Regions from separate parts of the Mus musculus genome. Here regions 1 and 3 are each linked to region 2. The links are chromatin loops, found by intact Hi-C in ENCODE. Cell type or tissue: left cerebral cortex. All regions are shown on one strand.

Region 1 (8,000 bases), 130 kb after region 2:
TGGTGTAGAACAGAACGTGAGCCTTGAACCACACTTTTGCACATTGGTCTAGGAGATGAATATTTCAGAGCAGAAAAGGAGCAGGTGTCCATAAAGCAAGCCCTTAGGGAAAGGGGAAGGCAGAGCTGAAGCCCAGTGCAAGGGAGATAGGTGCTCTGGGGCCTGGAGATTCCTTCCAAGTCATGTAGGAGAGCACTTTCTATACGCACTAAGTTTTCAAACAAATCAGATTGCAATAGGGCTCATGATTTGGTCAAGAGAACCCATTGGGAAATGAAGAATAACTATAGTGAAGAGACAAGATGTCCATCAGTGGGGCCAATTTGTTCCTCACAGAAAGACAAACGGTGTCAGGCTGATAAGCCTGACAATTTAAGTTTAAGTCTCAGAACCCATGTGAGATGGACAGAGAGAACTAACTCCAGAAAGTTGTCCTTGGACCTCTGCACTATGACATGTCCCCACGCCCAACAATATAGAGGAATAATACCCTGCAAGGCAATACTAGCTACATAAAGTGTAAGTAGCACTGTAGACTATGGAAACACAAACACAGTCCACAGTCTTAGGAGAGACAATGTCACTGTCACTAAGGCTTATTAGAGATTTAGGTAAGGAGGGAGATTTTTGAATACCTTTTTAAAGATTTATTTTCATTTTTTGTGAGTGTGTGTGTGTGTTCTGCCTACATATATGTATGTGTACCACATGTGTGCCTGGTGTCTGGGGAGGCCAGAAGTAAGTGACAGGTTTCCTGGAAATGGATTTCCAGGCAGTTGTAAGTGCCATGTAGGTGCTGGAAACCAAACCTATGTCCTCTGCGAGATGGTCCAGTGCTCTTGTCCATGGTGCCATCTCTCCAGCCCCAAGGAGGATTTTATAAGATACTTCTAATTTTTTAAATCGAGTTTCTTAGAGGATGGAAATCTGTGAAGAGTAAAAATAAAGGTTAAAGATTTGCAAGGAAAATGAGTTGCCTGTGAATGAATTGCGTGTGAATGAATTGACTGTGACTTGCTAATTTGGATGATAACTCACTGGAGATGTTAGAAAAGTCATTGGGGTTAGTTAACCCTTGCATCTTTCTACTCTAAGCCCATAAACATTTGCACCTCATTCTGTTATGTGCATAGTAGTTCAGGAAATGTGTCCATTTATTTTAAAGATATTTTTTACCTGGTACATGAAATCATTCCTCTTGATACGGGACACTGGTGTGTTGTAATGCACGTATAGTGGTCAGGTCACTTCAAGAATGTTTAGTGTCAGTTTTTCTATATAATGCTATTTCTGGACATAGCAGCTGACCCGGGTTCTTTTTTCAAGCCTGATTCTAAGGTAGCATACATGGAAATGAAGACATGGTTCAATTTCTTGTTACTCTTTTTCTGGTAGAATGAAACATTGTGACTTGGGTGTTTTTGTGAAGAGGACTTCTGCTCTTTTGTTCTTTCTGGATCACAAGGCCAAAGAAATGGTCCTTTGACAACTGTGTTTAATTTTCTTTCAAGCCCTGTTCCTTCCCCAGGAAGATGTGTTATGTCCACAAAGCACTGGATGGAAATTCTTCCCTTTCAAGTCTCTTGCCCTTGCTTATCCGGCCCTTCCATCTCCAATTCCTTCAGCAGTTACTACCTGCAGGCCAAGTAAGCACTGACCCAAGCTTTATGGATATTGGTACCAGCAGGCCTGGAGCTGACCTAAGAATTCAACAAAGATTTTGCATTTCTAAAAAAAAACCTACTCGGTTATAATATGAAACTTACAGAAAATGGTTTCCATTCATTTGTATTTCAGTAACAATACCTCCTGAGTCCCATGGGGTAGGAACTGTTTCTGCCTAATGTGTAGCCTTGCCTCCCTCCATTCTGAAGAGAAGAAAACAGTGTAGAGAGGTATAGCAGGGCTCTGGGAGGTGGGTTTAGAATCTGGGTTCCTGATTCCAAATGGGATTTTCTTTCTATATCTTTTCTTCTCTTGTTTGAGACAGGCTCTCACTGTGTAGCACAGACTGGCTCAGACCTCTCAGATTCTCCTGCCTCTATCTCCCGAGTGGTAGAATTATAAACATGTACCGTCGTGCCTGGCTCACGTGAGTTTTTCTTAGAATGATGGAATAACTTGTCTGAAGGTGAAATAGCAGCGAGGATGGCTCACCTGTGCTTTGAGTTGCTACATTATGTTTCTTCTTAGAATTTAGGGCTGTGGAAAGACTCCTTAAATGATTAGCTGAATATAAAGATTTTAACAACTAGATTTTGTTTCTTAGACTGAAGCCAGAACTGTGTTTCTGCAGCAGTGTGTGCCATTTCTGGTGGGGGTGGGGATGGGGGTGGGGATTTGTAGCTGCATCTGTGAGAGCACTATTGGCAAGAAGGGGCTTCACTCCAGAGGCATCCACTTGCAGGGGGCTGAGCAATGACCTCACTTTTTAGATTTCTCTGTTACCTGTGCTGACCAAAGGATGATAGACAGCTCGATGCATCCAGTATCGGATTTCACATTCTGCCTTTTACGAATTTTAAGTAGAATTGGTCTGGTGATTTTTTTTTTCTTTTAGAAATCTGGTGTGTGTGTGTGTGTGTGTGTGTGTGTGTGTGTGTGTGTGTGTGTGTGTGTTTGTGTTGGGCGAGGGGATGCTAGTTAGAGGGCCATTCTAGGCTTAAAGAATAGCCCTTGTCACAGCAGAAAACCAACCCGTAAGCTGTTTTGTATGCTTTCTGGTACTGAAATTGCAAAGCATTTTTAAGTTGGAGAGCCCCTCTGGCTGTTACCTCTCATCCAGTTTGATGGTGTGCGCATCTGTCCTCAACCACAGGGCTAATATCTTTCCTCAGGCGCATCAGCCCTTAGTACTCCGCACCCTGCATGGCTTATGTCCTTTGTAAAACGGGGTGGTTTGGGCAGACCTCCCTCTCCCCTTAGTGCACATAAGCTAAAAGCTGGACTAGCTCATCTCCAAGGTCACCTGCTCTCTGAGGTTCTTGATTACTGTCTTTGATGTCTGTGTGGTACAGCCCACAGCCGTCCACTATTTACCGAAAGAGGAAAATACACACATTGCAGTCTCTGGGGTAGCCTGAGACATGCACCTCTAAACTTCCTATATTTCTTCACTTAGCGATAGTGACCAGTTCCTCATAGGTCTGACCCTGGGAAAGACCCCCGAGCATAGAGAAGTACAGGGAAGGAGCACCCCCTCTTTGTGTCTTCCAAGCCCAAAAGAGGGGTGTTTAAGTAAATAGCAGTGTGAAGTGTGGCCATCCTACGGGACGGCAGGTCAAGTGGACAGTGGGCAGAGGTGACATGGAATGGCACACAGGGTGCTACCAGAGCATGGTCCTTTATCTTATACTTTTCTCCTGTGCCTAGTCTTCTCATCAGCCTGCTAAGGAAGAAGATCTGGATAAATGGTGTGGTGATATCTTCCCTCCTAAGTCTCCCAGATGTCACCTGTCCAACCGCTTAGCATTTTTCACAGAATGATCAATTTCTATATACATATGAATATGTGACCCAAGGTCACAATGAGGCTACCTGTTGGTGATGTGTTGTGCTGAGGAAATGGTAGGGAAGGAATGTAGTGTTCTCTGTGATGTTTAGGGAGGCACCCTGTGCTCTGAATGCCCCACCATCCAAGGACATTGGAAACCATCTCTTGTTTCTATTCTGCCATTATTGAACCCCAGAGATTTAATCCTTATTGCTGATAAGAACAAAAAGAATGTGACTTATCACTCCCATCTCTGAGGAGATGGAGGGAAAACCCCCTCTCTTGCAATGTGATTGCGTGTTATTTGACAGCTTTTCCGTTTGCCCATTCATTTAGGTGTTTGACTAGGTGAGCTCGGTTGGGGGAGGTGAGTATCAATGGCTTTATAAATTCGATAGCTCCTGTTTGAAGTGGCTTTATTCTTACCCCTTTCCTCCACCATTCAGAGTTTAAATATTTGCCAATGCAGATGTTCGATTTTTATCTTAGCTCTTTCTTGTTTTAACTTTATTCTTATGGGCAGTTAAGTGGAAGATAAGGAGTCCTTGTTTTCAGTTCTTTTCAACGGGTGTTGCTCAAATATTTGGAAAGCAGCCAAGTCCAAGAAGCAATGAACAGTCGGGCACCTGGCTGAATGGTGGCGAGGAGCTACCTCTCCTGTCAGGTGACAGTGAGCCAGCAACTACGGGCTGTCACTGGGGCCAGGGGGTGTGTGAGGCACAGGCAGTCCTATGTCTGTACCTTCCCTTGAGACTCCTTAAGCTATTGGTGTGTGCCATGGTTTCCTCTGTGTGTGGCTCTTAAAACAGCAGTGCAGCAGGCAGCCAGGGCCTGCTGGACCTAAGAGCTCCATTGAGAGTCTCTGTGTTTGCTCCCCACTCCCATCAGAACTGATATTAGCTTTGCTTTCGGGAGAAAGGAGAGAGAGAGAGAGAGAGAGAGAGAGAGACTTTTACACTTGTCTCTGTAGTTTACCAGTGATTAAAAAGAAACAAACAAATAGAAAAAGCCCCTCAGCCCTTCCGCCGCCATCACTCTGGCTCTGCTTATGGACTCCTGAACTCTAAGCCTTACTCTTCTGAGAAATCCCCAAGGATTTGCTTTTTAAATCATTGACTTAAAAAACATAATCATGAACAATACCACATTTCACCACCACCCTGGGAACCCACACCAGGCGTTTGGGTTTTGTGAGCACTGTGATAAATTGGGTCGGCTTCCCTGGAAATGTTCAGAAAAACCCAGGATCCTAAATGATTTGCCTGGCAAATCACCTTCCCCGGGGAATTTAGACAAAGACCAAGATACAGATTCAGGAAGTAAAGCCCAAAAGGGGTGTGTACGTCTGTCTTCCCTTTATATCTTTTTCTTTCTAAGTCGGGACTCCACTGAAAGTTGATTTACACACTGGATCGGGGCTGAACGGAATCCAATTGGAAGTCACTTGAACACTGTTTTGATGTGAGATTCAAAGCTTCTGCAAATTTATTTTATCTTCTACATTTGCTGATCTCCTGCTTGTAAATCCTGTTGAAGGAGAATAAAAATGACTGCAGCCTGATGGGAATTAAATGTCTGAAGTTCAAAGCAGTTTGCACATCAGAGCAAGCGTCAATCAAATGAACATCTTGCAAGGCAGGCAGGGGAGTGAATTTCTCCATGGGGAAGAGATCAAAGTGGGAGTCACAGCCCTGTTTTCTCCCTCGGGACAGCAGTTCGATCAGTTGTTCATGAAAGCAAATCCGAAAGGCAGGCTTTCCCCCTCTCTCCTTTCTTTCTTAAGGGTGTGGGAGAGGTGGAGTCATTTCTCTAGAAACTGGATTCTAGGCACTGGCTTTATCTTAGGAAAATAAGCAGAGAAGTCAGATTTAATCCAATATCTTTTTTTTTTTTTAAGACTCAAGGTGTAAAGGAGTTTTAGGTAGGATTTTTTTTCTTTTTGAAGTCATAAATATGAAGGATGGGATGAATCAAACCATTTAAACTGATCGCCTATGCATCTTATATGAAAATGCATGGGCTTTTTTTTTTCTATTTCTTGACCTCTCTATAAACCTGGATTCATCTGACTAGCCGCTGAAATACCCCTCCCTGCAAAATTGGTTTAGGTAAGTCCTAGGAGTAGCTGACAAGTTTTTATAAAGAATCTCAACCATGAACTTCATGTCCATGGGCTCCAAATCTGAGCGAGTGACTAGCATGTTGCTTTTTATAAATTGCTTTTCTTGCACATGTACATTAAATGTGTTCTTGCCTTTGGGCCGGTGACCATTCTTCCTAGGTCAGGAGGTAACTAATGGATCAAGATGACTAAGCAGGTTTCCTTCCCCTGTTTAGAGTTCAGCTGCTTTGGAGTCCGGACAACAGCAGGCATTGATCCTGTGTGAGCAGAGAACTGGGAGATAATCCCCTAGCTGGCCTGCTAGCCCAGACACTTCCCCCTTCCCCTCGCCTTCCCCTCCCCCCCCCCACTTTTCCTCCTCCAACTTCCTCCTCCCCCTATTCCTCCTCCAACTTCCTCCTCCTCCATTCCTTTCTACCTTCTCTAGCCATCTCCTCACCTGACTGGCTCATCAGTGGCATAGGCAATGAAGAAAGCATCAGGGTGGACCTAGTTCCAGGCTTTACATGAATTTGAAAGTAGATGGGTGCATGCACAGCGGCTGAGGCGCAGCACGGACTCCAAGGAAACTTGACGCAGCCTGAAGACCATTCAAGAGCTGCCGGGGGCCAGGTTGCCTTACAGGCTTTCATAACTGCTTATTACCCTCCTCAGTAATAACCATTTTGCCCCCCTCTGGGGGGAGGGGGAGGTTCGAGATAGTGTTTCTCTGTGTAGCACTGGCTGGCCTTGAACTCTGAGATCCACCTGCCCCTGCCTCTGAAGTGCTGGGATTAAAGGGGAGCAAGCACCACTCCTGCCAGTCAAACAAATCTTTATTTGATAGAGTGGAAAGCGCTAACATGAGTAAGAGAAATTACTCATCTTAATTTTGGATTTTTATTGATGGCATCATTTCATTATTTATGTTCCCTTGTCCCTGAAAGTTGTATTCATGGAGCCTAATCACCACTGGATCATATTAGAAAGTGCTGTCTTGGGGGAATGACTACAGGAACCGCCCTAGAGGGTTGCCTTGCCCCCTTGAATGCAGTTTTCCTGACAACGGCAGTATGTTAAATATGATTATAAAACAATGCAGACAAAAAAAACACACCCCCGCCACACACACACACACACACACACACACACACACACACACACACACACAAGCAGGAACAAGGCACAGGATTGTAACTACAAAGTAGAGCAACTGCACTCAGGTTGTGGCTGGGTAGGGGCTTGGGTGAGAAGCCATCCTGAGAGGAGCTGAGGAGGAATGTAGGTTGCCTGTAGGTTGCCTGCCCTGAGGAGAAGGCACACAGGACACTGGGGGTCAGCAGACAAGCATGTGCTGAGTCTGCTGTGGTCAGAAAGGAAGGTTGTGTCAGTCAGAGGAGAAGCCTAGGAGATAGCAATCATAACGATAATGACACACACTGCCTTGTCAAACTGTCTTATGGCCAACAAAGGTGCATGGATTAGTGCTCTTGTTAGCGAACCACTTCCATTTTTATTGCTATGAAGATGTTCTCAGTAATGCTCTTAGAGATCTGCTCTGAGGAGGAAATAAACCCCTAATGATAGGTCCTTGCTCTCCTGGCTTCCAGTAAGCCAGCTTTCATTTTACAAAGACCCTTACCAATATCAGCTCTCCAAGGGTGGGGCTCAAAGCAGATCTCCTGACTGTGGACACCCTGTCTAGGCACTCAGGGACGATGTCTCAGCCTAGACGTTCCCTGCCAGGGTGTGTCCAACACCATCCTGAATAGCCCTTTGCAGTGAGCTTTCCCGTCTGTGTCATTTAGAAGCAGACTGTTGTGTTATTTGTCTCAGCAAAGAGTTGGGTCCTGAATTCAAGTCCCCTTGGCTTCCTTCCCTTGCTGTATATCCTAGGTTTCACTTGTCTCTACTGTGAAATAGGTAGGTGAAAGGGGGCTCAGAATTTACACGGCAATGTCTCACTAGGAACTACAGGCAGACCTGGGTGCTCTTGACCCAAACCAAATCTAAAGACTCCCTGTCTTCAGTGAACAGAATCCAAACACCTTCTGTCTTTACGTGTCTTTTAGACATACTATGGAGCACCTGTGCTCATGGAGAAAGCAATTCTCTCCACTTATTTTTAAACGTTGTGACAACTCTGAAGGGCTTTCTTGTTTCTCAGAATCAGCTAAACTCGGATTCCATGCCCCCAAAACAATACATTGATGTCTGCAAAGGCAGGGTCCAAAAGTCTACCTCCAGCATCCATTCTAAGTGATTCTGATGTCACTAGATGCCAAGTGGTTTGTAACCATTCAAATGAGTCAGCGCCCGTTTGTTAAACCTTCTGGGCATCTCAGAATGAGTGGGCATATGAATATTCATGAAATGGGTGGGCATATGAATATTCATGAAATGTGG
Region 2 (8,000 bases):
GAGAAGGCCACCAGATGAAGTCCACAGTGAATAGAGATGGATGAAGTTCATCTATTCCTCTCTAAACAGGTATGGCAATTTCTGTTATCTTTTTTCATCATTTCAAATAGCTACACACCTAATCATATCTTCTTTGTGTAGACAGAATGGTTCAACCCGATCGTTAGTGTTACGTTGTAACCCAAGGGAAGAACACATCTTCTGAATTTGAAATGAGAACATCCGGAAGTCACATTAGTTTGGATTTGGGTGGTGGCCTGTCAGGACACAGGTTGTATGAAGTCCCCTCCTGCTTCTCTCTGGTTGGCTTTCTGAGCTTACTGTATTTTCTCTCTCATAGCTCCTACAGGCTATGCTGATGACTGTTTATGTACCTGACCACACGGACCCTAGGCAGTACAGTTCACATTGTATGGGTATAGAAACAGAGGCTAGGAGAAATTCTGCTTTGTGGAGAGGACTCATGGGAACCAAATCTATGTTCCCACTTTTGGTATACCACTGGGCATTCACACACATATATAAATTATACACACACACACACACACACACACACACACACATAAATATATATAATACATGCATATTTATAAGACTAAATATATCCATATGCAAATGTACAGAAATGTATATCTATAAACTATAGTGTCACATATATCTGTATATATAAGCATATATACGCACATGCATTATGATCATGACCATATATGCATATATGTATACATACATGTGTATGCATATATATGTATGTATATATATATATATATATATAGAGAGAGAGAGAGAGAGAGAGAAATATATGGAATTATGGTTGCCATGACCCCCCCAACCCTAATTATTGCTGTTGTTGTAGTCTTCCTATACAGTTCACTGCCAGGCACAGTAGTCCTCTGACCTTGGCCCCTAGAGTGGTAGCTTTGTGGGCATATGGCTCCCCTCCTGGTATACCTTAATATTTGTGAATAAAGAAAGATTTGCTGTAGCAAACATTTTGCTACAGATGTTCTTTACTGGCTTGATGTTGCCTTCCTGCCTGTCTTGTTCTAATTAGTTGCCTTACCAGAAAGCCTCTTTAATGGTGACTTGGGGGTCCGTGCACAGATAACTTCGCTGATAGAGACTGAAAACATTAAGGATTAGGTGCTTACCAAGTGACACACTTTGATCAATAGATATGTGTGCTGGTTTGTTTTTGTCAACTTGTCACAAACCTAGACATGCCTGAGAAGAGGAAATCTTAATTGGGGAAAAAAAAAAATCTTTTTTGGAGTTGAGGGTTTTTAGACAAGATTTCGATGTGTAGCCCTGGCTTTCTTAGAGCTCTCTGTAGACCACCAGGCTGGCCTCCAACTCATGGACCACCACTGCCTGGTGGGAGAAAACAATCTTTTTTTTTTTTTTTTTTAAGATTTATTTATTTATTTATTATATGTAAGTACACTGCAGCTGTCCTCAGACACTCCAGAAGAGGGAGTCAGATCTCGTTATGGATGGTTGTGAGCCACCATGTGGTTGCTGGGATTTGAACTCCTGACCTTCGGAAGAGCAGTCGGGTGCTCTTACCCACTGAGCCATCTCACCAGCCCAGGAGAAAACAATCTTAAAAGGAAGATGCCTTCATCGGATTGGCTTGTAGACAAGTCTATTGGGGCATTTCTTTGATTAATGATTCCTGCAGAAGGAGTTGGACCACCCCGAGCAAGTGGTTCTATAAAAAAGCAAGCCGAGCAAGCCATGGGGAGCAAGCAAGTAAGCAGCACCCCACCCCTTTATGGCTTCTGCTTCAGGTCCTGCCTCCAGGTTCCTGCCTTGGCTTGCTGCAATGGACTGCAACTTGGAATAGAAAAGCCAAATAAATTCTTTCCTCCTCCTCAATTTCCTTTGGGTTGTGGAGTTTATCACTGCACTAGACTCAGGGTGCACACTGACACTACCATCTAAACCTTTTTTAAAAATTATTTTTATTTGTTTATTTTATGTATATGAGTGCACTATAGCTGTCTTCAGACACAGCAGAAGAGGGCATCAGTTCCCATGACAGATAGTTGTGAGCCAGCATGTGGTTGCTGGGAATTGAACTCTGGACCTCTGGAAAAGCAGTCAGTGCTCTTAATTGCTAGGCCATCTCTCCAGCCCCAGCCTTTAACTATCGGCTTTCCCCCATTGGTTAGATGAGAATAGTCACATGTTCTTTCTTTCATATTAAGAACTTACTGAGCTAAGTGCCAGAACTCTGGTATACATGAGTCACCAACTCAGGAGCTTCCTTGTAGCTCACGCTGGTACTTCAGACCTGTGGAGATGAGAGAGTAGCATGCATATCCCATGATGCAACAACAGGTCCAAACACACAGGCTCTTTACCGCATTTTCCAGGATATACTATGTGCCTATGCAAATGGTGTAGAGGTGACAGGATTCTGCATTCACGAAGCCCACCCTAGTAAAACAAACATCATAAATAGCACAGGTAGTAGTAGATGATGGCCCTGCCAAGCTAGGGCTGTTACAGGTGCTGCCCAATGAAAACATGCTAAAAGGACAGAAACCATAGAAACGGGCAAAGAAAAAATTAGGGAAATGATCCCAGTGAGGTAAGATAGGCCCTCGGGATGCTTCTGAGAGAAGCTGCACAGGTGTGTATCCTGTGCTTGATGGAGATGGTAGAAGAGGGCAGAGGACAGAAGTCGGCCTTGGGTGTTGTCCTCAGTCACTCTCCACTTAAGGTTTTTTTTTGTGACAGGGTTTCTCACTGAGTCCAGAGCTCAGGTTGGCTAAGCTGGGTCCACACATCTCTGCTGTCCCTTCACCTACACCTTGTTACAGAGAAACACCATCATGCCTAGTATTTACTTGGGTGCTGGGATCAAAATTCATGTTCTCATGCTTGCACCTAGTAGGCATCTTATTAACTGAGTTCTTTCTTCAGCTCAGAAGCTCAGTTTTTATTACTAAGATTTTTTTTTTTTCTTTTTGAGACAGGGTTTCTCTGTATAGCCCTGGCTGTCATGGAACTCACTCTGTAGACCACCAGGTTGGCCTCACACTCAGAAATCTGCCTGTCTCTGCCTCCCAAGTGCTGAGATCAAAGGTTTGTGCCACCACTGCCTGGCTATGACTGAGTTCTTAAAAATCAAAGAGAGAAACTGGAAGGCGTTACTATCAAGTAAAGCAAAGAATAACTAGTTTTGTTTTCCTGCTCCGCCTCTGGTAGTTAACGTAGGCAAACCCTATAACCTGTTGTATTTGTTACTTTTCTATTGCCATGATAAGACATCATGACCAAGACGACTCATAAAATAAAATGTTTTATTTGGGGCTCATGGTTTCAGGGAGTTAGAATCCATGGCTATCATAGAGGGGATGTGGGGGGGGGGGCATGATGAAAGACAGGCATGTTTCTGGAGCAGTAGCTGAGAGTTCACGTGTCCAGACACAGTCCTGGGGCAGAGAGAGCTAACTGAGAATTTTTTTTTAAAGATTTGTTTATTTATTACACATAAGTACACTGTAGCTGTCTTCAGACACCCCAGAAGAGGGCATCAGATCTCATTATGGATGGTTGTGAGCCACCATGTGGTTGCTGGGATTTGAACTCTGAACCTTCGGAAGAACAGTCAGTGGTCTTAACCGCTAAGCCATCTCTCCAGAATGTTTTTTTTAAACCTCAAAGACCATCCCTAGTGGCACACTCCTCCAAAATGACCACACCTTCTAATTGTTCCCAAACAGCCCCAAATTGGGGACCAAGTACTCAAACATAAGAGTATGGTGGGGGGCATTCTCAGTTACCCCCTCCCCTCACATTTGCCTACCCATAGCTGTAGTTTCTAGGACTCTTGAAGCAGCACATTCATAGTCTATAGGAAAGTGAATGAATGCTTTATACAGGGACACTCGCCCTGCAGCACACACTTGTTTCTCTATGGTGGCTCTCAGAGAGCCTGATCCAGTACTCAGGAGCCATACCTGCCATGCTTATGAAAGCAGGAGGATGCTATGAGCTCAACTTCAGCTTTGTTTTCGTTTTTATTTTTTATTTGTTATTTTTGCCTGTAATGGAGTCAGATGGATTTATACACACAAACACAAAGAGAGAGGGCAGGAGGGAGGGAGGGAGGGAGGGAAGGAGGGAGGGAGGAGAGAGAGAGAGAGAGAGAGAGAGAGAGAGAGAGAGAGAGAGAGAGAGAAACATCCAGTGGAAGGTCAGAGCACAGGCCTGAAAGTAATACTTGTGCTTAAACTCTGGGTCAGTAGCTTATCCCTGGGTGACCTTCAGCTATTTGTTGCAACTCCCTAAGGCTCGGAGTTTGTTACCTGAAAATTCAGGATCAAGATACAACCTCTTAGCCTCGTCCTGGGATTAAAGGATAATGAGTCACACACACTGAATGTAGACCTCAGAGTATTGTGCTGGCCACATGATAGCTGGTTACAAACCAAGTCCGCTGTGCCCACGAGGGCGAGCTATTGTTACTAATAAAAAATGAGGAAAGGGAGTTAAAGCTCTAAAGACAGTTGCTCCCTTCCTAGGTCTGGGTCAGGCAGAAAGCCCGAGTTCTCGAACTTAAAAGGGACTTTGGGTGGTGGGTGGGTGGAACCTGTAACACTTGGGACCCGAGATCTCCTGCACGGGCCGAGTCAGGGGGTGGGGGCGGTCGCGTGGCCAGCTATGGGAAGGTCTCAAATGATCCCCTTCTCAGGCCAGAAGGGTCCTGTGCAAGCGAGGTCCCCCAGTATCCCGGGCCCCCAGCGTCCCAGGGCGTCGCCCCGTGCAAGGAGGGAGAGGAGGGGCGAGCGCGGGACTTTCCCCGCCTCCCTCCTCTTTCCATAAATCACCGCTGCAGCGGCAGCGGCGGAGCCGGGAAGTGTACGGAGCCGGAGCGCAGCGTGGTGGCACCAGACACCTCCCTTTTCCCCGCCGCTTTCTTTCCTTTCTCTTCTCTCACTTCGGTCTTTTAAACCTCCCTCTCCCTCCTCGCCGGGAGACCGCCCCGGTCGCCTCGCCGCGCCTACACTGGTGGCGCCGCCGCCGTCTCCGGGCTGCGCCGGGACTCGGGAAAGCGAAGGCGGCGCCGCTCCGCCGGTGCTCTCAGCCGCCCGCCCGGCCTGCGGGCGCCGCGGTCTTCGAGCCGCTGCCGCCGGGCGATGGTGGCCGCCCGCGCGCCCGCGCTGCAGCCGGGCGCCCCCTAAGTTTTCCAGCTACAGCCGCCGCGCCGTGGAGCCGAGAGCGCAGGAGACGAGGAAAGTTTGGCGGGCTGCGCCTCCCGCGGCCAGCGCCCGAATCCCGTCGGCGGGAGTGGCCGGAGGCGGCATGGCCCGCGAGCCGGAGGAAGAGGAGACCGTAAGGCCGGCCGCTGTGGTCCGCCGCTGTCCTCGCTGCCCTGGCTGGCCTGGGGCCCCGCGGCCGCCCCTTTGGCTGCTCTGCCTTGTGGCATGCTGGATCTTGGGCGCCGTGGCCGACGCCGACTTCTCCATCCTGGACGAGGCGCAAGTGCTGGCGAGCCAGATGCGGAGGCTGGCTGCCGAGGAGCTGGGGGTGGTCACCATGCAGGTAAGCGACCCCCTTCGCGCCGCCTCACTTGCAGCGCTCTCCCGCTGCGCAGAGCCCTGGGCCGCTGCACGGAGTGCCCAAGCGGGCTGTGGGACCTCTCGGTTCCTGCAGACTTCACCACATCCAGTGCTCTCTGTCCCGTGTACTCATTTGCCGCTGCCCTCTTCTGCAGAGCCTCTGCCCCGCACCCACTTTCCCCCTCTTCTCGGCCCCGGCTCCTTTCTTGTTGGCTGGGGATTCTCTGCTCTATCCGCGCTTCCTTCCCCAGTTTGCACTCTCTTCCTTCGCAGATTTGTTTTCACTCGTCACTCCTGCAAACTCCCCTTTCCTCTTTGTGTTCCCATCCCTAGGCAGCGGTCCCGCCCGGCTCGGGGCATTCTCCAAGGCTCCCCCACTCCACCCTCTTGAAACCTCCCAGCGTCCTGGAGACCAGGCGCACGAGTGGGCGAGGGAGCGAAGGTAGATTGTCCGCCTGGGCCGCAGGACTGTTGGGGTCCGGGCGGCCCAGCAACCGGGGCTCGCTCTCCCTGCCCTGCCGCTTTGGGGGAGGGGAGGGGCTGATCTGGCGGATCCCCCGCTCCAGTCCTTCTGGGGACTCTTTTTCTTTCCGCTCTTGCGGCCATTGGTCGCCTCTTGTCCGCTGTGTAATTTCTGGTTTGTGTGTGCCTTCGCTGGGAAGGGCAAGGTGAATAGGGTTTCCATTTTTTTCCCCCTGCGTCTTTTGGCCTTCCCTAGGGTTGTAGATTAATTGCCTTTGGCTGATAAGGATTTCTGACGATGCTACTAATAACCCACAGTTGTAAAAATTGCTAGACAGCAACCACCTGGAGATCCTATCGCGCCGTTATTCTCATCTTCTTGGCGAAGAAGGCCCACTCAATTAGGAACTGATGAGATGACACTCCGAGTACCAAGCCAGCGAAACAGCCTAGTGCTCCAGACAACTAACTCATTCCCGTAATAATGGTGGCGGGACTGGCCTTCGAAAGGCCGAAGTTTTCAGGAATGTGGTGTCAAAATAGGTTTCTGATTTCGAACCTAGAGTGACCATTCCACCTCCTACGGGCGAGATGTTTTGCTTCTCTTTGGGATTCAGGTTTCTGACGGCTTTCTTGAAAAAGAGAAAGAGAGAGAGAGAAAAGAAAAAGAGCCCAGAAACCTACTTCCACCCAGGCCCCCTAAGAGGCTGCATGCAGTATGCTTAAAACAAGTTTCACCTCGGCCCTAGCTTTTTTAAGGTGGAGAGATTGCTTTGCTGGGAGGGTAAATTTACATTTATTTGTAGAAATCCAGCCCGGACCTGCTGCGGAGGGGGATTTTCTTTATTTCCATGATAACAGCTACTCTTTTAAAATGCATTTTTCTATTGCTTCCTACTCTCGTCTTGATTTAGGTTCAGTTTTAATTTCTTCCATGTGCATTTTCTGGTTGCTGGCGCCCTGACCTAGGGATGGAGGGCTTTGGGAGGCAGTAAAATCATCTAGATTTGCTTTGCCTTGGTGAATGCGTTAATTTAGAAACAAACAGAACCGTGTTTTCCCACAGAGGATTTTTTTTTTTCACAAAAGGGATTTCAAATGGTGCCACCTGAAGTTTTGCTTTCAGGATTAGGTCGCCTTTGCCATCTTCACTCAATTCCTAGGACAGGACGAGGGATGGTACCCCCCCCCCCCTTCCTGTAATCTTAAAGGCTTGCTATTTCTAAGATTCTGGCAGCAATTTTATGGTTTCTCACCCTGGTCCTTGACAAAAGGTGATCCTGACGCATTGTCATTCAGGTGGGGAGACACTTTAAACACTAAGAAAAAAAAAAAGCTGGAGTCGGTGGGGTGGGTGTGTGTGTGCCCAAATGGCCCTTTATCTCTTTTCCAATTGGCCCCTCTCTAACACCTTTGCAACCCCGTTGGGAAAACGGACCTCCTGTGGACAGGGTTTTGTCTGGCAAAATGTAAAGTGGCCTCTCTCCTTTTTTCAAAGGAGAGGTGCTTACTGTATTTAAATTCCCCTTCTTGAACTATATACATTGATCTGCCACTTGCTCCTATCTGGGAAATTGTGAGAAGAACCCCCTTTAAAGTAGCCAGACTGTCAGCTTTGGGAGAAGTACTTGTGCATAATACATCCAGTGCTAGTTAGATGTCTGGTATCTGAAGTAAATGTGGGCCAGTTGCCTAAAATGAAGGCAATGTACCCTCTGTTCTAGAATGTGGATTCTACAGATAGAGACTCAGTCGGCGACAAATGCCCTTAAGTTGAGTTGGATGGTTGGGGCAACAAGGTTTTTTTCTTTTTTCCCCCCCTCTGCAGGAAGAAAGTGTCTGCATGCCCTCCCCTCTCCCCAAAGGTGTTGACTCCTTTTATTTAACCTTGGTGTTTTATGAGATCTGTAGACCTGTTAATTCTCAAGGCCAGTTTCCAGACCTTTAAGTTGTTTTGTTGCTGAAATT
Region 3 (8,000 bases), 140 kb after region 2:
GGAGAGAAAGAAGACTAGAGGTGAAAGGGGGAGTCGATCTCATTAGACTACTTCCTTCTGTTTAGGGGCATTGATTTCCTTTGAGCAGTGTTGGTCTTCATTATGAGGATAGCCAATTTCTTCTTGTCTCTCTGCTCAAGACCAACCCAGCAACAGCAGGGAGAAAAGCGGCCCTCACACCCTCTTGAGGCTCTGACATTTTTATACCCTCCAACAAGTCCCCAGAATTGCAAATGTAAACCTATCTTCAGCTAGCAGAATCACTGCTCTGCCAGAGTATGAGACGAATCATTGTCAGCTGCTGGCGACAATCGGAAGCAGCCTCATATCCCACACCTGGGTTTAAAACAAAAACAGATTCAGACAATATAACTGGATTTAAAGGAAAAGTCTTACTACAGATGTGTTTCCGAGTATATTCTTTCACATTATTGTTTTCTGGAGCAAATGTTTTCTGGTACTGGCTCTGCCCATGATCAGTGTGAGTACTAGCATTGTTCTGTCTTTAGTAGTAACGTTGAACTACTACAAGAAATCAAGAGACTTTAGCTTTCTATGTATGATGACAGGGTAGGAGCCAGTTCTGAATCAGGTACCAAGAGAAGCATGTCCACACATTAGTCTTAACCCTTTTTAAAAAATCTTTGTAAAGTAAGCTTGCTTGCTTGCTTTCTTCCTTCCTTCCTTCCTTCCTTCCTTCCTTCCTTCCTTCCTTCCTTCCTTCCTTCTTCATTTTCAGGTTAAGAAAACTGACTATGTCTCTCAATGTCAGACATTTATTTGGGAGTGACAGGAGAAAGATATTTCTACACCACAGTTTGTATGTCCATTTATTGTTCTGTCCTTAGACTTGGCCATTGGTGCTCAGATACAATACAGTGAAAAGCTGCTTCACAACTGCATCATTGCTCAAGCCTGAATCTTGTCATCTCTTTGCACATGCTTTTATCAACAGTAATAGGTCAAGTTCATTGAGTAAAAAATGCTTTTAAAGGTCAGTTCTCTTTTAATTTCCTAGCGTTTGAACTTGACTTCTAAGCCTTCTAGCTATGGGTACTCCTCTTTCTCAGCATTATTTAGAATAAAATTTTTGGTTGTTCTTGTTAAGTCACCATTCTCCTGCTTGTGGGCTGGCCTAGTCATACATGAAATGAATGAATACTTTTATGGATGGTTTTTACTAGATGGGAAACTCACCAGGTACACACTGCTAATCCTTTTCTGTTGTTTTAGGTTTGATGGGAACTTCAACACCAATGTATCAAGAACAGTGAGTTGCGATCGACTCTCTACTACCGTGAACAGCCGAGCCTTCAACCCAGGACGAGACTTAAATTCGGGTCAGTATTTGGTTTTTCATTTTTTTAAGGTAAACTGCACCCCACATATTCACACTGAACAAATGTACTGCCTCAAGCATTCTTGTTTCCATTTTAAAGAAAAATATCATCTACTTAATTGTATATGTTTCTTGAGAAGGTTAACTCTGTAGGAAAGAACGGAAGATCATCAAGTAGGCATGTATTAAGCATATATTAAACAGCCATATGTATGGAAGGTGCTCAAGTACTGATCCAGGCTCCTTGATACATTTTATCATTCCATGGAACTTTTACGTTCTTTATTTTAAAGGCCATGTCAGTGACCCAGCTTTTGTAGTAACAGGAGGTGTTCACTTTTCTTGGCATTTCCTATCTGTATTCTTTACGTTTGTTTTAGGGTTTTGTAGATAAGCAATGAGGAGAGTTGTCTACTAATAGAGTCAGCACCATCACACTATAGGCTGAGATTGCGGTTGCTCCTTTATCTCTCTGGAACTCCACTATACTCAGTGGTGGTAGCTTCTAGGAACTCTGTTCGCATATCAGCTCCCAATTCTGAAATACCAAGATGCCTCTCCTCTATTGACCTCAAAATTCTGTTCCAAATTTCTCTCCTGTTTTCTCTTGTGCACCCTTGTGCATGTTGCTTGAGAGATCTCAAGAGCTAGAGGCTTCCCCACTTAAGAACTAGGACAGCTTTCTGAAATAACAACAGCTTCAAGTTTCAGATTTTACCGAGGTCCAGAAAGGTCCTAAGCCTTCATGTTGCTGGGAAGTTGATGGATCTGATCTTTAAGCATGAAGGCCTACATTTCCCAAACACCAGGTCCCTTGTAGACACATAAAACTCGAGAGAAGCCAGAAGACCAGAGTATTTACTTATAGGACCTCATCCAGGCTCTGCCTGGGGGAGAGATTGTAGTCTTTGGGAACTGTGTACACAAACCAGGGACTCTGTTGGGTCTAAAAAGAAAGGGTTGTACATTTTAAGCTTCTTGGAGAGAATGAAACCATAACTGCTAGATAAATGATCCAGCCTTCCTCTGCCAAGCACGTACTCTGAGCCAATGCACATCACATATTCAATCATTTTTATTTGGTCAGAGAGTCTGGAAGTCTTCTGGAGCAGGTGAGGTTTACTGCCACACAGGAAGTTAAATGAGAGTAGTTTTCATTAAAAGAAAGCCCTCTGAAGGCATAGAGGAGGAGGAGAAGGTCAGCTGTGGAAGATTGCAAAGTTGCCACGGGCCACAGAGCCCACGGGTGATCCTCAGTGCTTCTCCTCATGAGTGCTCAGTAGCACAACATGTGTCGTTGCAATAACAGCCTGTGAGCAGAATCAGGTGCAAGTCTTTCCCCCAAAACACACAGGGTAGCTTAGCATTGTTTGTGATTCAAAAGTGTTAAAAGTCACACTGACTTGAGGTTCCCACTTGAATTATTAAAGAAAAATAGTACAGTATCCCTTTATATAAGACCTAGAATCCCATTTCATAATTTTAACAATTACCTTTTAAGGATAATGGAGTAGTCGTAATTTCAATCTGAGTACACGTTGTTTTTGTAATTAAGAAAAGATAAATGAAGTGAGGGAATTCCAGATTACAGTAGCCCCTCAGGTTGGTTCTATGATATTTTCTGTGGACACAAACATCTGCAGAAGCTTACGTCCTTATACAATAGCATGGCATTTACATACAGCTTTTGTGCTTCCTCTCATATTCCTTAAATTATCCCCAGATTACTTATAATACTTAATATCACGCAAATGTTATGTAAATGGTTGCCACACTGCATTCTTTGGGGAAATAACAAGCAAAGGTCTCTATCATTTGGACACTCAGGTGTTTCCACACATCTTCAAGTCACTATTGGTTGAATGCACAAATAAAGAGAAAGTTGTTTCTAAATGCAATTTTTCTGCCTTTTAGGTAGACAGCACATTTGTTAGCATGTCTCTGATACTAGATCCTCAGGCTGATTTTGAGTTTCTAAGGAGCATTCATTACTTCCTGGTCATGTGGTTGGGACTAGAAAGGACAGGCTGAGGCTTTTGCTTATAGGAAAAAGGACTTGCCACACAAGCAGGAAGACCTGAGTTTGAATCCCCAGAGCCTACATGCAGTCAAGTGTGGTCATATATATCTAGAATCCTAAGCTAGATGGGTGTTGGAAATAGAATCTCTTGAAGGTCACAGGCCAGACAGCAACAGCCAATGAAAAGATATCCCTTCTCAAAGAAGGTCGGACTGACACCTTGTGACTTCTGTGTTGTGCTATGGCTCATGCACACACCCATCTATACTTGCATGCATGCATGTATACCTATGCATACTATTTATGTACACACACTAGGGCAAACTGGGAAAGAATGAGGGTGGGTCATGCACACAGGAAGTTACAGAGCCTAGATTGATTCTCCGTTGCCTCTGCTAGGGTTCCCACCTCAGTGAAGGACCAAGCCCTGGCAGATCTGGGAGCAGCCACAGCCAGGGCCTCACCCCCATTTCCTTACCATCTTTTATCTATTCATGGTTTCTGACAGTGAGCTCATTGTTTGGATCTAGCCCCCTCATTAATAATAATAGCACCATCATTAATAATAATAGCACCATGTCTTTTTCTTACTGAATAATACAGAAGCAATTTTTCCAAGTCATTGCCACCTAGCCACTAGCTAGAATAAATATACATAGCTGGACTTTATTCAATAAGAATGTATTAAACACCCTGCCGCATGATAAATACTTGGCCAGAAGGTATAAACAGAACAAAGAGCTTATTTAGAGGTTGAGAGTTGCAGATTATAAACAAATAGACAAGAACTGTATACCAAGCAATGGTAAATACTATTTCGTTTTGACTGTGCTGTCCCCATCTCTTCCCGACCCCCATCCCAAACCTTAGGTCACGAGACTCTACCCTCATAAATGGATTAATGCTGATTATCAAAAAGCTGGAGTCCTACCTCCTGCTATCTCTCACCCATGTGATGCCGACTGCAATGCTGCAATTTAGAAATCCCTCAGCAGATGCAGCCTCTGAATCTTAGACTTCCCAATCTCCAAAATGCCTTCTGTCACTTATACCCAGCACTCAATGGGTGGTATTCTGTTACGGGCACACAAAAGAGATGAGAGCATGCCTGACCAGGCAGACATAACTTGGAGATAGCATAGGGATTACTGATGTTTGGAGCTTTGGGACTTTACCCCTTTACACAGGGGCTCCTTGATGAGATCTGAATAAGTAGGCCTTGCAGATGATGGACAGAACTGCAGGAAGGGGATCCAAGGCAAAGGCTTTGAGTTTTGTTTATGCTCAAAAACTGCAGAGCTGCCAGTGTGGCTGTGGTAGGGTGAAAGGGGCCTAGTGCATGGAACAGGGCATTAGGTCAGATGGTTTGGGGCCAAATCCTGATAATCCTTGATTCACCAGCCATTATAGGACTTCAGCTACTGCTCTGAATGCGGTAGAGAGCATATGGAGAACGGATGGGTAGAATTTGGGACTATGACTCAAGAATGGATTAGGATCTCTGTAAGCGTAAAGTCTTGGTGTTTAGCAGATACTCAGAGAAAAGGATCTCATAGCTGCTTATGCAAGTCTGGAGTCGAGAGACAGGGACAGAATAGATTTTTGAATTTGGAATTCATTGTGTCTAGCTAGCAACTGTCTCATCTGACTATAATCATGTAGCAGGCGACTAGAGAAGAAAAAAGCCCCAGAGATAGAATCTGGGGGTCTCTTGTCACTTAGAGGACTCTGAACATGAAGGAAAGCAGGAAAGGTGTTAGAAAAGAGATAGTCTAGGGGCAGGTGGGGTTGGAAGTCAAACCCTGCTAGAAGCAAGTTACAAGTTGTTTCAGGACAGAATAGAGAACAGCTGTGTTGAGTTTCTCGGGTTGAGCAAGGGTTAAAAAGACAGCCATAGGATGTGGTGGCAGGCCAGGAGTTTATGGGACAGAATGGCAGAGCAGGGTGAGAGGCAGGTCCTGGAGCAAGTCATGCTTTCAGAAATGAGGCAAAGGACCTAGAGGCAGTGCTCATATGAACTCCTGAGGTTTGCTTAGAAAAAAATAGTGGTGGCTTATAAGCATCAAGGGGATTTTTTTACGTTGAGAAAATTTGCCGCACGTTTGGATTTGGTGTTGCAGAGAAGAGATTGTGACCAGGGCCTCCTCTGTTTGAGGTAGGAGATGTGGAATGAAGAGATGTCACTGTGGAAAGAGTGAAGGAAGAGCAACTGTATAGAGTGATACATAGATAATAATAGATAATAATAATAGATAGATGGATGATCATAGGGTCTGGAACTTCACGATGTTCCCTTTGTTGCACTTAGAATAGATGTGGCACCCATAGACTCATGGGTGTGAATGTGCTTGGCCCATAAGGAGTATATGGCCTTGTTGGAGTAGGTGTGGCCTTGTCGGAGGAAGCGTGTGTCACTGTGGAGGTGGGCTTCCAGGTCTCCTATGCTCAAGCTGCTACACTCCATGTGACAGTTTCTCCCTGTTGCCTTCGGATCAAAATGTAGGCCTCTCGGCTCCTTCAGCACCATGTCTGCTTGCACATTGCCATGCTTCCTGGCATGATGGTAGTAGACTGAACCTCTGAAACTGTAAGCCAGCCCCAATTAACTGTTTTCTTTTCTAAGAGTTGCCTTGGCCATGATGTCTCATCACAGCAATAACACCCTAAGACCCCTTCCAAGTGAATCTTACTATGAAGCCGGATCACACAGTGGAAATCAGAGCGTGTAGAGACTGTCTGTTGTTCTGGGATTACCTTTCTTTACTGGGGTTAGAGTAAAACTCACTTAGATAAATCATCAGCTAACCCTGCAAGGGCTGGGGGTGTAGCTCAGTAGCCACACACTTGCCAAGGTCCAGGCACTGGGTGGAACCTCACCACTCCTACAAAATGCTGCTTCATTTCACTGTTTGTTGTTAAGGGATATATAAGAGGGTCTGAAAATCAGGATGGAGGTGGCCGTAAGTAGAATGGAGCTAAAGACGAGATCCTGAACTCTGGTCATTCTTCGAGCATGTCTCAAGTAGAGCCTACTTCCTGGCAAGAGTTGTTCTCAGCAGGGTTGGCACAGTTCAGTTTACAAGCAGCCTTTGGCAATATTTAGGTATTTAAGCGCTGGCTGGCTTGCATTTGAAGTTTTGTGACATTCTACCAGGTGGTGGCTGCGTCCCAAAGTCCACATACTTGAGCACTTATTTGTAACATGAGAGGCGTGGTAGAGGGTGAAGGGCGACCTCAGAGTTCCCCCTTTTCCTCCTTCTGCAGCCCGTGCCCCCTTTTCAGAACAGAATTAATGTGCTCTGGAGGCTATCGCATGTCTGATATTTACATCTGTAAGATGTCCAGCCCCAGGCCCTTGCAGACTGTATATAATCCATCAGTGGGCTCCTAATTGATAACACAGTTTTAGATTGCCTTTCAGACTAGCTGGAAATAGGCTCACATAAATTATAAACCATTCTTAGATTTATTTATTCAAAACGAGGTCATATATCCCTCCATCCAACACGTATGTGCATTCTTTTCCTTAGAACAAATCTTTCCAGATCTCTGCTTTCTAAATTGACCGCTTGTCCCTGATTCCATTTAAATAACTGAAGTTTGGCAGCACATGTGTTATACTATGGTGCTTTCCTGCTTTTATCTCTAGTGTTTCACTCTTTTTTTTTTCTTTCAAATTCCTGCTGAGCTATTTTCTTGTGCATGGCCTCATCTCTAAAAGAGAAATTATTTGAAGAGTCCAAGGAAGGTTGCCTCTTGCTCTCTTGAATTGTGCAACTGAGCCGAGAGCAGAAGGAGGTGTTGTTGGTCTTTCTTACTGAACGGACGAGTCTCTGGAGTTTATTATGTTTGATTTAAAGAGCATTTGAAGTTGCAAACTCTGATCTTGGTAATGGTGTATTCTTCAATGAGATACAGAATTGACAGGGTATGAGGGGCATTGAGAAGTCATTAGAGATGAACACTGTGCAGGAGGTACAAGGTGGGCTTCAGAGCCTGTGGGCCCCTGAGGCTGTAGACTCTTCTCACTTTGCTGACTTCAGGGCTTCCTTCAGTGGTCAATGACAATGACTCCCTGTGCACTGTGGCTTTTTTTTTTTTTTTCCCTTTCTAACACAGATGGTCCCTAGCTCCCAGTGGCTTGACCTTACAGTCTTTTTTTTGAGGGGGGATTTGGGTGTCTTTTCTCCAGCAACAGTGTGCAATGCGATGGTCTTTCCTCATGTTGCACAATGGCAGAGAACTGCCACTCCCAGCCAGTCTATCACTGTCTCAAGAGAAAACAACACGAATTCTACCTTTACTGAGTTCCTGGGCTAGGTAAGCCACCAGATTACAGTGGGTTTGTTGAGACATGGCCCCATCATAAATCAAGACACATCTGGACCATAAAAACTGTCTGTTAGATAACCGCTAGCAGGCTAATAGCTTGCTTAGTATTCACAAGGCCACCAAAATGCATAAAATAATAGTCAGTCAGTCTTAGCAGATTCTGCCTAGTAACTACGTAGTAGAAACCCTGCATTCGCTCTTTAACCCTCACCTTTCTTACTCTCTAGCCCTCCTTCTCTCTCTTTCCCTTCCCCCGTCTCTCCACGTGGCCATGGTCTGGCCATGGTTGGTCTCTCTTTCTTTCTACCT

The links. A loop is a pair of places that touch in the nucleus more often than their neighbours do. Peaks named below come from ENCODE experiments on the same cell type or tissue, not always from the same donor. Only the 100,000 strongest peaks of a DNase experiment are listed, where the experiment ranks them.
Region 1: a loop joins it to region 2, with 2.4 times the contacts of the local background. A loop is called at or near these places in 5 of 42 quality-filtered maps.
Region 3: a loop joins it to region 2, with 2.6 times the contacts of the local background. A loop is called at or near these places in 4 of 42 quality-filtered maps.

The regions. Positions count from the first base shown.
Region 1 is chr4:100,905,968-100,913,967 of GRCm38, forward strand. All of the region lies in intron 3 of Cachd1 (cache domain containing 1), which reads left to right. Among named protein-coding and RNA genes, the nearest start is that of Cachd1, 130 kb to the left of the region's middle. In left cerebral cortex, a CTCF peak has its summit at 4,675; DNase peaks (open chromatin) are centred at 4,218, 4,904, 6,220 and 7,901.
Region 2 is chr4:100,771,816-100,779,815 of GRCm38, forward strand. Cachd1 (cache domain containing 1) reads left to right here and starts at 4,864. Exons shown (of 27, transcript NM_198037.1): 1 at 4,864-5,553. The coding sequence starts at 5,314. In left cerebral cortex, a CTCF peak has its summit at 4,857; DNase peaks (open chromatin) are centred at 4,488, 4,933, 5,199 and 5,696; H3K4me3 peaks cover 2,649 bases; H3K27ac peaks cover 1,323 bases.
Region 3 is chr4:100,916,809-100,924,808 of GRCm38, forward strand. It overlaps Cachd1 (cache domain containing 1), which reads left to right. Exons shown (of 27, transcript NM_198037.1): 4 at 1,234-1,340. Among named protein-coding and RNA genes, the nearest start is that of Cachd1, 140 kb to the left of the region's middle. In left cerebral cortex, no CTCF peak of the experiment used is centred here; a DNase peak (open chromatin) is centred at 4,856.